Linked DNA regions of Homo sapiens: region 2 is linked to region 1. A link is an interaction called in ENCODE POLR2A ChIA-PET data of the cell type or tissue named here. Cell type or tissue: GM12878. All regions are shown on one strand. Links, peaks and the distances in the headings refer to the core of each region. The heading gives the core; the rest is flanking DNA.

Region 1 (7,252 bases), core at 1,117-5,116:
TCACACCGTAATCCCAGCACTTCGGAAGGCTGAGGCATGCCACGAGAATCAAGAGATAGAAACCATCCTGGCCAAGATGGTGAAACCCCATCTCTACTAAAAATACAAAATTAGCTGGGCGTGGTGGTGAGTGCCTGTAGTCCCACCTACTCAGGAGGCTGAGGCAGGAGAATCACTTGAACCCAGGAGGAGGAGGTTGCAGTGAGCTGAGATCACGCCACTGAACTCCAGCCTGGTGACACAGGTAGGCTCCATCTCAAAAAAAAGAAAAAAAAAAGGAGAGAACCATGGTGGCAGACAAAGACTGGCAGAAAGATGAAGAGAGCATGGGAAAGGCATTGCATCTTGGATGCTGTGAGCTACACAGTATGCATCTCAGCCACACGTTCCAGTAAATTCTCTTTTTTTGCTTGAGCTGGTTTCTGACCCCACCCCCCGCCCCGGCCAAAAAATCCTGACTCTGCTGAGGGCAGCAATAACTGGGACATCAGACACTCCCTCTAGAATCAGGACAGAAGTGACAAGGCTAGCCAATCAGGGGCAAGAGGAGAAAGACACATGCATAGGCACACACAGGCTCACACACCGCAGGGAACAGAGAAAACAGCAAGTCCCAGGGTGGCCCAAGTCTGGTCCATGTGTTTCCTGACACAGGGTCTAAGTGGGTCTCTGTCTTCATCTGGGTTCCCCCAGAAACAGACTCTGAGGCAAGGATGTACATACAAGGAGTTTATTTGGGGGCTATCCCAGGAATCACTGCAAGGGGAATGGGGTGGTGGACAGGGAAGGAAGCGCAGCAAATAAAGGCTGTGTCATCAAGCTTATTATTCCTGTGAGTAAATAGAGCCGAAGTCCATTGGGGAAGCCTGGGAGTCAGTGCAGAACAAGCCAGGAGTGTCCTGACTGAGGGTGAGGGAGCTGGGGTATTGATCTGCCGATTCCCCACCCAGCCATGCCACCCCTGGAGGCACTAACACCCCAGCACTCCCAGCCTATCCTGCACCACAGGCTAGCAGAAGCCCTCAGGCATAGTCACAGGTGTTTCCAGCAAGTGGCTTGTGGTGTGCAGAGGTGTGTGCTGAGGGGATAAGGTCAGGCCAAGAGTGTCTGCAACAGTTTCAGTTCCCTGCCACAAAAGCAACAAGTCCAAGTCACCATGCTCAGAGAGACCAGGCCTGGCTTAGCACAGGTTCCCACTCTCTCATGAGCTACTCAGAACACACACCCACACTCCTTCCTCACCCCTAGAATAGGAGTATTATATTTTAGAGGACAATGCCTGGTAGACACCACCAACCTCACAGGCAGCAACCTTCATCAGGCAGGTCCAATAGGCCACAAACTACACCAAGCTCATGTCTCCCCTGATCTCATGGGAGCCCCTCCAGCATGCTCTGATAAGCCCCATTTTGCATAGGGGGAAACAGAGGCCAGGCCCACAGAGGCTATGGAGCTTGCTCAAGATTGCACAGTGGTGGCCAGGTGAGGTGGCTCACGCCTGTAATCCCAGCACTTTGGGAGGCAGAGGCAGGTGGATCACAAGGTCAGGAGATCGAGACCATCCTGGCTAACACAGTGAAACCCCATCTCTACTAAAAATAGAAAAAATTAGCCAGGCGTGGTGGCGGGCACCTGTAGTCCCAGCTACTCAGGAGGCTGAGACAGGAGAATGGCTTGAATCTGGGAGGCGGAGGTTGTAGCGAGCCGAGATCATGCCACCGCACTCCAGCCTGGGCGACAGAGGGAGACTCCATCTCAAAAATAAAATAAAATAAAATAAAATAAAAAGATTGCACAGTGGTAGGTGGCAGAGCTGAGACTCAAACTCAGTGCTGTGGGCTTGGGGCCACACAGCCTCTCCAGTACAGTCTCTCAGGACCCTCCTCCCTCTCTCTCTAAAAGGGTGCCCTGGACATTCTGACCTCAGGACACTGGGGATTCACTTCTTTGGAACTTAAGGGGAGGGGTTTGCCTCCAAAACAGCCAACAGGCCTTGGCAAATGCAAAACAGTGTAGCCCCGTTGGAAAACAGGCTGGTGGTGCCTCAAAAGGTTAAATGTAGTCACAAATGCTTAAATGAATGGTTACTGCATGGCCCAGCAATTCCACTCCTAGGTGTACACCCAAGAGAAAGGAAAACACATCTACACAAAATCCTGCATATGAATGTTCACAGCAGCACTATTCATAATAGCCAAAAGGTAGAAACAACCTAATATTGTTTGCATATCTGTCTCCGCAGCAGTCTCATGTTGAATTGTAACCCTCAGTACTGGAGGTGGGGTCTGGTGGAAGGTGACTGGATCATGGGGATGAATTGCTCATTAACGGTTTTGCACCATCTCTTGGTGCTGTCCTTGCAATATTCAGTGAGTTCTTGAGAGATCTGGCTGTTGAAAAGTATGTGGCACCTCCCTCCCTCTCTCTCTTGCTCCTGCTTTCTCCATGTCACATGCCAGCCCCGCCTTCACCTTCCACCATGATTGTAAGCTTCCTGGGGCCCCTCCAGCCATGCTGAACTGTGAGTCAATTAAACCTCTTTCCTTTTTATATTACCCAGTCTTTGGTAGCTCTTTATAGCCGTGAGAACAGACTAATACAGTGACCCTGGGCTATGCCTCAATGTTCTCATCTGTAAAATGGAAATAATGCGTATTGAACACATACAGTTGTGGAATTAAGTAAGCAATAATACAGGGAAAGCTCTTAGAGCTGTAACAGGTACATAAACATATACTACATAAATGTCAGCTCTTATGGTGGCGTTAGTGACAGTGATGACAATGATGACGATGTGGGGGCTTGATGGGCTTCCTGCCTTGTATGAAGCTGAAAAAATGCTTCAGCCTGAAACCAGCTCTTCCTTTGCAACTTGGATCTCAGATCCAGAAGGCAGAGCCCAGGATCTGAGAAGCCCATCCTCCTCAGTGCCCTCCTCGCAGAGATGCACACTGCCCCAATCCCTCAAGCCTGCAGAAGGGTTACCAAGGCACCCTGCCCTTTCTTGGGTCCCAGAGCTGACCTCCCTCTCCTGATGTAGGAGGAGGACACCGCTGGGACAAGACATGGGGAGCTGACCCTGTGAAATCACCACATGAATCACCACGTTCAACAAGATAAGCCTCTGCTGTGAGGTCTCCACTGACCACCTGGAGAAGGAAATGCATTGAACAGACTTGAAACATGACCTAGGAAGCCTTGGCGAGAAGGTAGAATGGACGACTCAGGAGAAAGCCAACCAGAGCAGCCCGAGGGGCCATATCAGTCATCCGTCATCCACTGCAAACTCTCCCATGGCTCCCGGCTCCCTGGAGGAAAAGCTTGAGTGCTATGGAGGCCTCCACAGCCCTGGGTCATGTGACCCCTGCTTCCTCCCCATAACTCTGCCCCCATCACCCTGCTTGGCTGGCTATCCCCAGAACATGCCCCACCTCGAAGGCTTTGTCCTGGCCATTCCTGAAGCCCTCAAAACACTTATCTACACAGCCCACTCCTTCAACTTTTCCAAGCCTTTGCTCAAATGCCAGCTTCTCAGTGAGGCCTTCCATGTCCCCAGCCCCACACCTGGACCCTCATGATCCCCCTTTCAGCATTCTATTTCTTTCCATATATAAAAATTTACTCAGTTACAACTTACAAGACACGAATCACATGTCTGCAGGCTATCCTATGATCATGTAATGGTGCAGACTCCTACTCTCAATGGTCATGAAGCTCCCTGGCCACAAGCTGAGCAGTGCTGCCTGGGTCAAAAGCAACCCCCAAGAAAGGTTCTACTGTGATTACCCAGTAATCTGCAGAAGTACAGCTGGCACTGGATGCTCGGGCCCAGCAATCAGATGTCACACCTAAATCTAGGACAGATGGCAAAGCTGGTAGACACACTTCCACATTTTCAGTCTCTGTGGGAAATTAAAGCTACCTGATCACACACACAGGGAGCACCACTATGATGATCATAGTACCTGCCACATGGAGAATGCCTTTGCTGCTTGGGGACCACGGAAGCAGGTAATGCAAAAGGACAAAAGAGGTATAATCTAGATCTGTGCTATCCAATATGGTAGCCACTAGCCACATGTGGCTTTTGAACACTCAGAATTGAATCTGTCTGAATCAAGATGTGTTATAGGTATAAAACACACACTGGATTTTGAAGACACAGACCAAAAACCAGAATCAAATATCTCGTTAATAATTATATTGCATACATGTTGAAATAATAATGCTTTGGATATACTGAGTTAAATAAAATTTATTAATAAAGTTAGTTTCACCTCTTTTTACCTTTATGAATGTGGCAACTAGAAAACTTTAAACTACACACATGACTGCGTACAGTGGCTCACACCTGTAATCCCAGCTACTCAGGAGGCTGAGCTGGGAGGATCACTTGAGCCCAGGAGTTTGATTCACTTCACCCAGAACAAAATCCCATCTCTATTTAAAAAACAAAACAACAATAACAGCAAAAAAAAAAAAAAACAAAAAAAAAAAAAAACAAAACAAAACACTACTCTCATGGCTGGTATTGGTGACTCACACTGTATTTCCATTGCACAGCAGTGGTCCAGAAGCAGCCAGCTTTGGCTACTGCAGGATGGAGACATGGATGGCAAAGCATTGTGAGTGGGGTGGGGGAAGGGGGTGTGAGGCATCTGTTCAGATCTTTCGCCCACTTTTTAATTGGGTTGTTTTCTTATTGTTGAGCTTTTGTTTTTGGTTTTTTTTGTTGTTTTCTTGCGTTTTGTTTTTTTTTTTTTTTTTTCTGAGATGGAGTCTCGCTCTGTTACCCAGGCTGAAGTGCAGTGGTGCAATCTCTGCTCACTGCAAGCTCCACCTCCTGGGTTAACGCCATTCTCCTGCCTCAGCCTCCTGAGTAGCTGGGACTATAGGCACCCGACACCACACCCGGCTAATTTTTTATATTTTTAGTAGAGACAGAGTTTCACCGTGTTAGTCAGGATGGTCTCGATCTCCTGACCTTGTGATCCATCCACCTTGGCCTCCCAAAGTGCTGGGATTACAGGCATGAGCTACCGAGCCTGGCCTTTTATTGTTGAGTTTTAAGAGTTGCCTATTTTGGATATGGGTCCTTTATCAGCTCTTGTTTCATAAATATTTTCCCCTATCTGTGGCTTGTCTTGTTAACCTCTTAACCTAAAGGTTTTCTGGCACATGGTGATTGGGGAAAAGTGTCTGATGTTGTTCCTCTGAAAACTTTGGTAACCTTGGGCAAATCACTGAAGCTCACTGTACTTAGGAGTAAACCAGGCAAAACTCACAGACAGATTGTAATGACTAGACACTACAAATAAATACCCATACACATGATCACATGGATACATGTGAGCTTGTAGTGCCCAGCACAATACTGACACATGGCAGATGCTCAATACTGCTCCCAAGCTTTCAAGAACACTCTCTCATCCTGGTGCCAGCAGCACTTCCCAATGACATTTCTCCAGGTTCCTCTTAGGAGGTAACTGATTGCCAAAGAGGAGGCAGAGGAGCTCAAAGTGGACAGTTAGGAAGAAGCATTTCCAGGGCTCTGGGAAAACGGTCACCAAATATACACTCCCTGGGCTGAGGCGTTAAACCTTGAAATGATGAAAAGTCTGTGCTATGCTTCACCGCAACATTTGGACAAACATCTACTGAGGGAACTAAGACAGGTTACTAACTTCAAAAAATGGTCCTTTTGTGCCACAAAAAAAGCAGAAGTGATGGTTAAAATGTATGATTCTTGACTCAAGCCAAGAAGCACATCCTTGCCAATCAGTGTCCATGCCCATGTGCTGCAAGCTAACATATCCAGAGTTGCCTCATTCATTTACGCCCTAGTCAGCACCAACCCCATGCCAGAAGACAATGCTGGGGCCCAGAAAAGTTGAAAATAGGACACTGTCTACAGAAAGCCAATGTTTAGAAGGAAATTATTACATCAACTATTTAAGATAGAGCAATGAGCAATCAGGAAAATGCAAATCAGAACCACAATGACATAACACTTCACCTCCACTAGGATGGTGATAACCAAAAAGACAGATACTAACATGTGTTGGCGAGGACATGGGGAAGTTGGAGCCCTCATACATTGCTGGTGGGAAAGTAAATGGTGCAACTGCTTTGGCAAACAGTCTTGGCAATTCCTTAAGTGATTAAACAGTTACAGATAACCTAGAATTCCACTCTTAGGCAAAGAGCCAAGAGAAATGGAAACATGTGTTCACACAAAAACTTGTACATGAATGTCCACCGCAGTATTATTCACAATAACCAAAAAGAGTCCAGGCACGGTGGCTCATACCTGTAATCCCAGCACTCTGGGAGGCAAGGCAGGTGGATCACTTGAGGCCAGGAGTTCAAGACTAGCTTGGCCAACATAGTGAAACCCTGTCTGTATTAAAAATACAAAACTTAGCCAGGTGTGGTGGTACACGCCTGTAATCCCAGCCACTCAGGAGGCTGAGGCACGAGAATCACTTGAATCCAGGAGGTAGAGGATGCAGTGAACCAAAATCGCACCACTGCCCTCCGGCCTGACCGACACAGTGAGACTGTAGAGAGTAAAGAAAGAAAGAAAAGGAAGGAAGGAAGGAAGGGAGGGAGGGAGGGAGGGAGGGAGGGAGGGAAGAAGAAAAGAAAGGAAAAGAAAAGAAAAGAAAAGGAGAAAAGAAAAGAAAGGAAAGGAAAGGAAAGGAAAGGAAGGAAAGAAAGGAAAGAAAGAAAAGAAAGAAAGGAAAGAAAGAACAAAGAAAATGAAAACAGTAACCAAAAAGAGAGAACTACCTAAATGTCCATCAAGTGATGAATGGATAAACAAAATATGGTCTATCCATGCAATGGAATATTAGTCTTAAAAAGGAATGAAGTGTTGATAATATGCTACAATATGAACGAACCTTATGTTAGGCTAAAGAAGTGAGATGCATCCTGGCTAACACAGCAAAACCCCATCTCTACTAAAAATACAAAAAAAATTAGACAGGCGTGGTGGTGGGCACCTGTAGTCCCAGCTACTCAGGAGGCTGAGGCAGGAGAATGGCATGAACCCATGAGGCAGAGCTTGCAGTGAGCCGAGATCATGCCACTGCACTCCAGCCTGGGCGACAGAGTGAGATTCCGTCTCACAAAAAAAAAAAAAAAAAAAAAGTGAAATGCAAAAAGCCATGTATTGTGAGAAATGTCCAGAATAGGAAACTCTGTAAAGGCAAAAAGTAGATTTGTCATTGCCAGGGATGGGGGAAAG
Region 2 (8,188 bases), core at 2,122-6,121, 330 kb after region 1:
GGCCCACCACTAGTTCAAACTGGGCAGAGCAGCTCTCACCGATGTCAAAGCCATCCCGTGAAAACACTGCATTCAGCCTCAACTTTGGACCCCACCCTGACATCACACACAGGCTTCTTTCCCACTCTGCTTCAGCTGAGGTCCCCACCAGGAGGGCCAAGGGGAGACTCCCTCCATGATAAGTGAGGCAAACCACCCCCGTCCTTTCCCAACAATGTTGGGGAAACTGATGTCATCATAACAGTCCCCTTGCACAAGGTGGCTGTAAAGGTAAAATGAGAGAACGTGAATCAGTGCCTGGCATACAGCTGGCACCCCATAAATCCCAATTAGATAGTTTTTAATTATTTTACCCCATAGCAAACACATAAGTAGCAACAGGTGCCCCTTCCAAAATCACCTGCAAAACAACAGAGGGAGGCTGGAGCAGCAGAATGGGTCAGGGCTTTGGACTCAGGTGGAGATTTTATTATTATTTTTTGATACAGTCTCACTCTGTCGCCCAGGCTGAAGTGCAGTGGCACGATCTTGGCTCACTGCAGCCTCTGCCTCTCGGGTTCAAGCGATTCTCATGCCTCAGCCTCCTGAGTAGCTAGGATTACAGGTGTGTGTCACCACGCCTGGCTAATTTTTATATTTTTAGTAGAGATGGGGTTTCACCACGCTAGCCAGGCTGGTCTCAAACTCCTGACCTCAGGTGATCTGCCCACCTCGGCCTCCCAAAGTGCTGGGATTACAGGCGTGAGCCACCACGCCTGGCCTCAGATGGAGATTTGAAGCTGAGAGAGCTTGGGTAAGTTACCTGACCTCTATAACCTGTTTCCCTATCCACAAAATGGAGATAATATTACCTACCCCAAAGGACTGCTATGACCCAAGGAAATACTGCCTACCACTCACTCTCATGTTAGAATCGCTCGGAAAAGGCTATGGCCCAGACCTCCCCCAGACCAAAGCCATCAGCGTCTCTGGGGTGGGGCCTGGGTTTTGGGGGTTACGAAGATCCCCAGGTGATCCCATTGTGCGGCCAGGGCTGAGAACCACACATGCTTATGTGGACCTGGCACAAAGTAGGCACTCAAGAAATCCAAGCTTTCATCATTATTTCTCAGCTGGCCAGGATTTTCTTTCATTCATTCAGCATACATTTGTAGAGGGCCTAATATATGCAAATGCAAATCAAATTTAAAGTCATATGTTGGTTTTCAAGAGCCGGGGGTAGGGGGAAAGAGGAGTGACTGTTAACGGGTACAGGATTTCCTTCTGGGGTGACGATGTTTTGGAACTAGACAGAGGTGGTAGTGGCTAAATATCACTGAATTCTTCACTTTAAAATGGTTGATTTTATGTTATGTAAATCTCACCTCAACAAAAAAAGCAAAATAATAATAATCATAACCCAGACACGAAAAAGACAAATCCTATATTAACCCATTCATATGTGGTCCCTAAAGGAGTCAAAGTCATAGAAAATGAAGAGAGAATGGTGGCTGCCAGGGGCTGGGGGAGGGGGACTAGGAGTTAACATTTAATGGGGACAGTTTCAGTTTGAGAAGATGAGAAAGTTCTGGAGATGGATGGGGGTGATGGTTGTGCAACAATGTGAACGTACTCAATGAACTGCACACTTAAAACTGGTTAAAATGGCCCATTTTATGTTACGTGTATTTTATCACCATTTAAAAAAAGGTCACATGCTGACAGTCCCTCAAGACATTCATTGCCCACCTCAGCTACCTGTAGCCCCCACCTCCTTACCATAGGAGATGACATCTTCCCAGTTTTTCCAGGCGAGCAACTTCGAGTAGCTGACCGCCCTCTTTACAAACAGGATGGAGGCTACGCATGTGTTTTCTCTGTGGGGCAAGGCCAGATTAAGCAAAGAAAACACAGCAGCTCCTTCCCCCTCCCCCCAGGAAAAACCCTGTCCGGTCAATAGCAGAACTAAAGAGCTGGTGCACACTTTCACTTCCCACTCGAGTGCCTGAGGACCCGGCTTCTCCTAGGCGTCCAGCAAAGCCCAGACTTAAAGGTGGCAGGTGCTGTCCTCTCACCCTGCTTCGGGTGAGGACGGGTCTCCAACTGAGCTCCAATGAACAAGACGAGGCTGGGCTGGCTCCAGGAGGCAATTTCTGGCTGGGAGGTGGGGAAGAAAGACCCAGAAGAAGGGCAGGGTGTGACAGAGGGACCTGAATCCCAGAGCCCTGGGTCTCCTGCTCCCCTCCCTGAGTGCCTCTGGATATGGCGCTTCCAGGCTGGCCCTCAACGTCCACACCTATAGGAACAAGAGAACTGAATTCAAGTGGGAAAAGCAAATGGGTTTATCTCAGGTGCCAACTTCTTCCCACCGGGAGGCTCTGGGGTGGCTGCGGCTCTGCAGGGCACCAGGAGGACCAACAAGGGCTGGAGGGTGGAGGGGACCACACATGGTCTGTGCATTCACCATCCCTGCATGAGATCCCTTCCATAATTCCTCAATGGAATTCCATGAATGTGCTTTCTGGATCTAGAACGCACTCGGTGGCCTCCCTGACTGACACATGTCCATCTGACCTTTGCTTGCACACCTGCTTTCTCAGGGAGCTCACTATCTTCTCCGGCAGGCTGCTCCTCTCCATACAGGACGCCAAAATCTCGGCCCTACAACCCCTTCCCAGGAGCTGCTGGCGCCATGCAGAACTGTCGGCTCCCTGTTCTACTCTACGGCTTGCTGATACCTTACCACTCCCTCTGCCCCTGTAAAAGCCTTGCTTCCTTCCACTGTGCTACATGTGAGTGGCTTTCAAAGGATGGCCTGTTCCGGAAGCTTGAGGGAATGCCCACGCAATGTGTCTCCCTGACCAGCCTTCGCCTTCCCAAGAGTGAAGTGGAGACTGGCCCTGGGATACTTTCTGGGGTGGGGGGGAAGGGCAGTGGCAGAGATGGCTAGCGTGGCCCATGCCAACACCCTATTCTGGCCTCCTCTCCCTTCTCAATAATAAAAATCCTGCTGTGGGGTGGGATTCATGGCTCCCACTTACATTTCCCAGATGCTCTTGCAGCCGGGGATGCCACATGATGGTCTGGCCAGTAAGGTGAAAGCAGAAGTCACCTTAACAGGGCAGAAGTCCTTTTCCACTCCCCTGCCACTCCCACTTTCTGCTAACTGGAATGCAAACGAAATGGTAAGATCCCATTTCCCACTAACTGGAAGGCAGGCAAAATGGCAGGAACTTGAGCCTCTCTTGGCCCATGGTGCTAAGAACGGAGGAGCAGCCACATGGAGGGGCCCTAGGCCCTCAAAGCCACAGGCCAGCCACGGCAACCCTCACACGACTTAGACCCTAGATTTCCTTTATACGAGAGAAAACAAACAAGCTTCTGCTGTGTTTAAGCTGCTGCATTTTTAAATATTATATGATCCCGGAGTCTTACATGCAGGAGCAAGGAGTTCTGAGTGCTGATGACGACAGTCCAGCCGCCTTCACACAGGGAGGGCAGCCATTGCCTTCAGTGGGAAAGGAGGGGACCTGGATGCACAGTCCATACCCTGCCCTGTATCTACCCCTTAAGAATTCAGGCTAGGTGCGGTGGCTCACGCCTGTAATCCCAGCACTTTGGGAGGCCAAGGCAGGCAGATCAACTGAGGCCAGGAGTTCGAGACGAGCCTGGCCAACATGGTGAAACCCTGTCTCTACTAAAAATATAAAAATTAGCCAGGCGTGGGTGTGGTGGTGTAAGCTTGTAATCCCCGCTACTCAGGAAGCTGGGACAGGAAATTACTTGAACCCAGGAGGCTGAGGTTGCAGTGAGCCGAGACCACACCACTGCACTCCAGCCTGGGCAACACAGCAAGATTCCATTTCAAAAAAAAAGAGTTCAGGGCCGACATTTCCAAGCCCGATGTGTATCTTCAAAATCAGAAGATAGACACAACCAGCTGCCATTTTTCAAGCATCAACCATATGCCCAGGTGCTCAGCTCAACGCGGCATGAATTAGCCCCACGAGATAAAAATGGTCCTACTATAGATGAAGCCCAAAGAGGTCCACCAAGTTGAGGCTGAAACCCAGGAGCCCTGACCTCCACGCTGGGGCTGGGGTCTTTTCATTCATCTTCACCGTCTCCTAAAGATCCTTAGGGAGCCTGAGAAGCTGAACTTGGCTGACGTCGGGAAGTAAGGACAAAAGGAAAGAAGGGGTGGGAGGGAGAAGAAACAGGAAATGGGAGAAACTCTTGGATTCCTGTAAATGGAGATTATCTATGAAGATGTTCACTGTGGCATTGTTTACAGCAGCAAAAATCTAGAAGCAATCTAGAAGACCATCAACAGAATGCATAAATAAATATGCCACGGCTTCTTCATACAATGGATCTCATATACAGAAAGTAAGCAAACTAAAAAGGCAAGTTGCACAAGAAGGCCCAAGTAATGATACTATTTATATGAAACTTTACAATCTAGGAAACATGGCCACTCTGCAGACACCGGCGCCGTCGGGAAACCTGTTCTATCAGCCATGGTCAACCCCACTGTGTTCTCTGACATCGCTGTCAACGGCGAGCCCTTGGGCCGCATCTCCTTCGAGCTGTTTGCAAACAAGTTTCCAAAGACAGCAGAAAACTTTCACGCTCTGAGCACTGGAGAGAAAGGAGTTGGTTATAAGGGTTCCTGCTTTCACAGGAACATTCCAGGGTTTATGTATCAGGGTGGTGACTTCACACGCCGTAATGGCACTGGTGGCAAGTCCATCTATGGGGAGAAATTTGAAGATGAGAACTTCATCCTAAAGCATACAGGTCCCGGCATCTTGTCCATGGCAAATGCTGGACCCAACACAAACGGTTCCCAGTTTTCCACACGCACTGCCAAGACTGAGTGGTTGAACGCAAGCACGTGGTCTCCGGCAAGGTGAAAGAAGACGTGAAGACTGTGGAGGCCATGGAGCACTTTGGGTCCAGGAATGGCAAGACCAGCAAGAAGATCACTATTGCTAACTGTGGACAACTTGAATAAAGTTTGACTTATGTTTTATCTTTTTTTTTTTTTTTTGAGAAGGAGTCTCACTCTGTCACCCACGCTGGAGCGCAGTGGAGCAATCTCAGCTCACTGCAAGCTCTGCCTCCCGGGTTCATGCCATTCTCCTGCCTCAGCCTCCCAAGTAGCTGAGACTACAGGCGCCCCCCACCACACCCAGCTAATTTTGTTTGTATTTTTAGTAGAGACAGGATTTCACCGTGTTAGCCAGGATGGTCCTGATCTCCTGACCTCATGATCCACCTGCCTCAACCTCCCAAAGTGCTGGGATTACGGCAGTGAGCCACCACACCCAGCAACTTGTGTTTTATCTTAACCATCAGACCGTTCCTTCTGTAGCTCAGGAGAGCACCCCTCTGCCCCATTTGCTCACAGTATCCTAGAATCTTTGTGCTCTCACTGCAGTTTCCTTTGGGTTCCATGTTTTGTTCCCTTCCATGCCTAGCTGGATTGCAGAGTTGAGTTAAGTTTATGATTGTGAAATAAAAGCTATATAATAACAAAAAAAAAATCTAGGAAACATTATGGAGTGTTCTATAAGAGTATGTAGTTGTACAAGTACAAAAATATGCACAAGAATAAACATCAAAGTCGGGGCAGAGAAAAGGAAGGGTTTGAAATCAGAGAACGGTACATCAGGTATTGCAACTGGAATGGTTTATTTCTTCCGCTGAGTGGTTACACTGAAATATTATTTTATACCCTGCTTTGCATGGCTGAAACAGATCATCATTTTAAAAGCAAAGGGAGAATATGCAGTTTATTGCATGTCAACTTTATCTGAAAGCAATTTTTTTTATGCACCTAGAGAGAAAGAGACAGAGAGAGAAAGAGACAGGAGGGAGGGAGGGAGAGAAGGGAGGAAAGGGTTAAGGCCTCCAGACACAGCATCTTCTCCTCATGGCCCACCCTCCTCTCCAGAGGGCCAGCCATGCTGACCACAGCAGCTCCATTCATGAAGCCACAAGGCCACGGTGAAGAGGGCCACTTAAACTCCATGTTGCTGAAGGCTCCTTAAGTGAAGTGACATCCCAAACCTTCCAAAATGAGTTACCCTCAGGCCTGGCCACCCCCAGAACCACATTCAGTCCACCAGCAGTTCTGCAAAGACAAGCACTGGTCGACTCCCTCCCCGCCCGCCCCCCATGGCTGGAGGCAGGGCAGCCAGGCTGGCAGGGCCTAGGCACAGAGACTGTCCTGGGCTGGCTCCCCTGGCACCAAGGAGGCAGGAAGGGCGTGCAGGAGAGGCAGGACCAGAGGAGAGGGAGCCCCAGGAGGAGGGCGCCATGAGCACGGCCAACACTGAGGCCCCTCCGCAGGCGGACAGTGGTTCCTCCACTTCCCCCATCATTCCCCTTCCACAGAAGTGCGGTGACACGGAAGAGACCACACAGTAAGAAGACACCAGGGGCTGGGGCTCCCTGCTCCTCTGACCTGACTCAGTTCACCCCTGGGATCCTCACGCAGCACCTCCCACCAGAGGTGTGGTCTGAAGGTAGGGAGAAGCCACCATGAACCCCTCACATGAAGCAGAAGTAGTGTGCGACGTGCCTACCTGGTGGCCCCCGGTAAGCACCAGATGAATGGGAGGAAGGGAGTGAAGGAAAGAGAGAGCGGAGAAAGGAAGGGGGAAGGGAGGAATGGAAAAAGAGGGTGCAGGAGAAAGAAGGGGGAAAGAGAAGAATGGAGACAGTAGGGAGAGAGGGAGGGAGGGTAAGTCAGTGACAGACAACTCAACTTAAGGAGCAGCAGCTGGACTCCCACAGTCACCTTGCCCTCTCCAAGCCCGGGGGGTACAAAGTCCACGCCCACAAGCTCTGAGCAGGGGGGAACCTGAGTACAGTGGGCTAGGAGGCTGGGGGAGTGGAGAGGCCGTGCCCAGCCTGAAGGGGTGGCCACACAGGAACATGGGCACAGCCAGGAGTGCCCGGTTAAAGGCCTGCCTCTGCTTCTTTAGCTGTAGAATGGGGATGATCACAGGAAGCACCACCTCGGAACTGTCTGGGGATCCCAGGAGCAAAGGGATGGGAGTCGTCTAGAGCTGAGCCAGGCCTGTGGTAAGTCACATAGAAATGTTTGCTTCTGTTGTTATTATTAGAAAATGGATATCCGGAACTTTTTAGGGGAATGCTCCCAACTTTAAAGGCAGACAACTTACTGAAGCTTTAAGAAAAAAAAAAAAAAAAAAAACCACTGTGTGGGCCAAGTAAAACACGTCAGCAGACTTGACTTGGCCCATGGGTCATCCGCTTGCAGCTTCTGCTCAATGCGTCCCTGCGTCCCCGCGTCCCCCAAAGGCAGGCCCAAGTCCTACAGGGGTCGAAAATCATGAGTGAGATTTGAGATCACCCCATTCCAACACAAGCGTCCAAGCCCATGAATCCCTTAATGGGAAATAAATATTTAAGTCAACCCCCGCCCAACTCCCACACCAAAAGGACAGGAACTGCTAATTCTTACCCACTACAACCAAGTCTCCAGTTTTATTTCATAGGATGGAAAAAAAAAAAAAAAGACCTATTTTAAAAAGAAGAAGAAAGGGAAAAAGAAAACCAACAAAGACAAATTCAAAAACGCACCACTGTTGACTTGGGCAACAGCCTCTGCCGGGTCAAAGAGGAAAACAGCTCAGTCCTGAAATCCGTCCCAGACATGGAAATTACAGAGCGGCCCCTGCTGACACCCCCTGCCCTTTCTGTGTCATTCCCTCATGAGGAATGCAATTATATGCCCCCCACGGCAAACACGAAGGAAGACACGTCAGTGACAGCCGCAGCCTGTTCACGTCGTCCTGCAGAGACAGAGGCCGACATAAGCACTTGCAGGCGGTGGCCACCAGTGCAGCAGGAGCTGAAGGCACTGACCTCAGAGGAGGCCGGGCAGGAGGCAGGGGCCGCAGGCAGGCTGGTGGTGTGGCTGAAGGTGCTATATTCACTCCCATTTTATAGATCAGGATGCTGAGGGTATGCAGAGGAGATGGGATCTATGTAAGCTTGGCCCACTGGATGCAAGGCGAACAGGCTCTCCTCGCACCTTCAGGGCAAGCAGTTAAACAGACCAGCCCCTCACACACTCACTGGGCAGCTGCGGTGTGGCCAAGCCCCGAAAGGAACAGGACAAAGTACTGGGCGCAGGCTGCAGATCACCACAGATGCCACGATGTGCCCCTGG

The links. Peaks named below come from ENCODE experiments on the same cell type or tissue, not always from the same donor. Only the 100,000 strongest peaks of a DNase experiment are listed, where the experiment ranks them.
Region 2: POLR2A ChIA-PET joins it to region 1 with 8 read pairs; 1 of 35 experiments calls an interaction of 5 or more read pairs at or near these places.

Annotation. Positions count from the first base shown.
Region 1 is chr16:81,803,017-81,810,268 of GRCh38, reverse strand. All of the region lies in intron 2 of PLCG2 (phospholipase C gamma 2), which reads right to left. Among named protein-coding and RNA genes, the nearest start is that of PLCG2, 27 kb to the right of the region's middle. RefSeq lists enhancers at 1-23, 1,384-1,493, 1,784-1,843, 1,874-1,983, 1,994-2,063. In GM12878, for the core only: no CTCF peak of the experiment used is centred there; a DNase peak (open chromatin) is centred at 1,128; H3K4me3 peaks cover 1,317 bases; H3K27ac peaks cover 3,946 bases.
Region 2 is chr16:81,472,831-81,481,018 of GRCh38, reverse strand. All of the region lies in intron 1 of CMIP (c-Maf inducing protein), which reads right to left. It also overlaps the pseudogene PPIAP51. Among named protein-coding and RNA genes, the nearest start is that of CMIP, 32 kb to the right of the region's middle. In GM12878, for the core only: a CTCF peak has its summit at 3,262; no DNase peak of the experiment used is centred there; H3K4me3 peaks cover 312 bases; H3K27ac peaks cover 1,166 bases.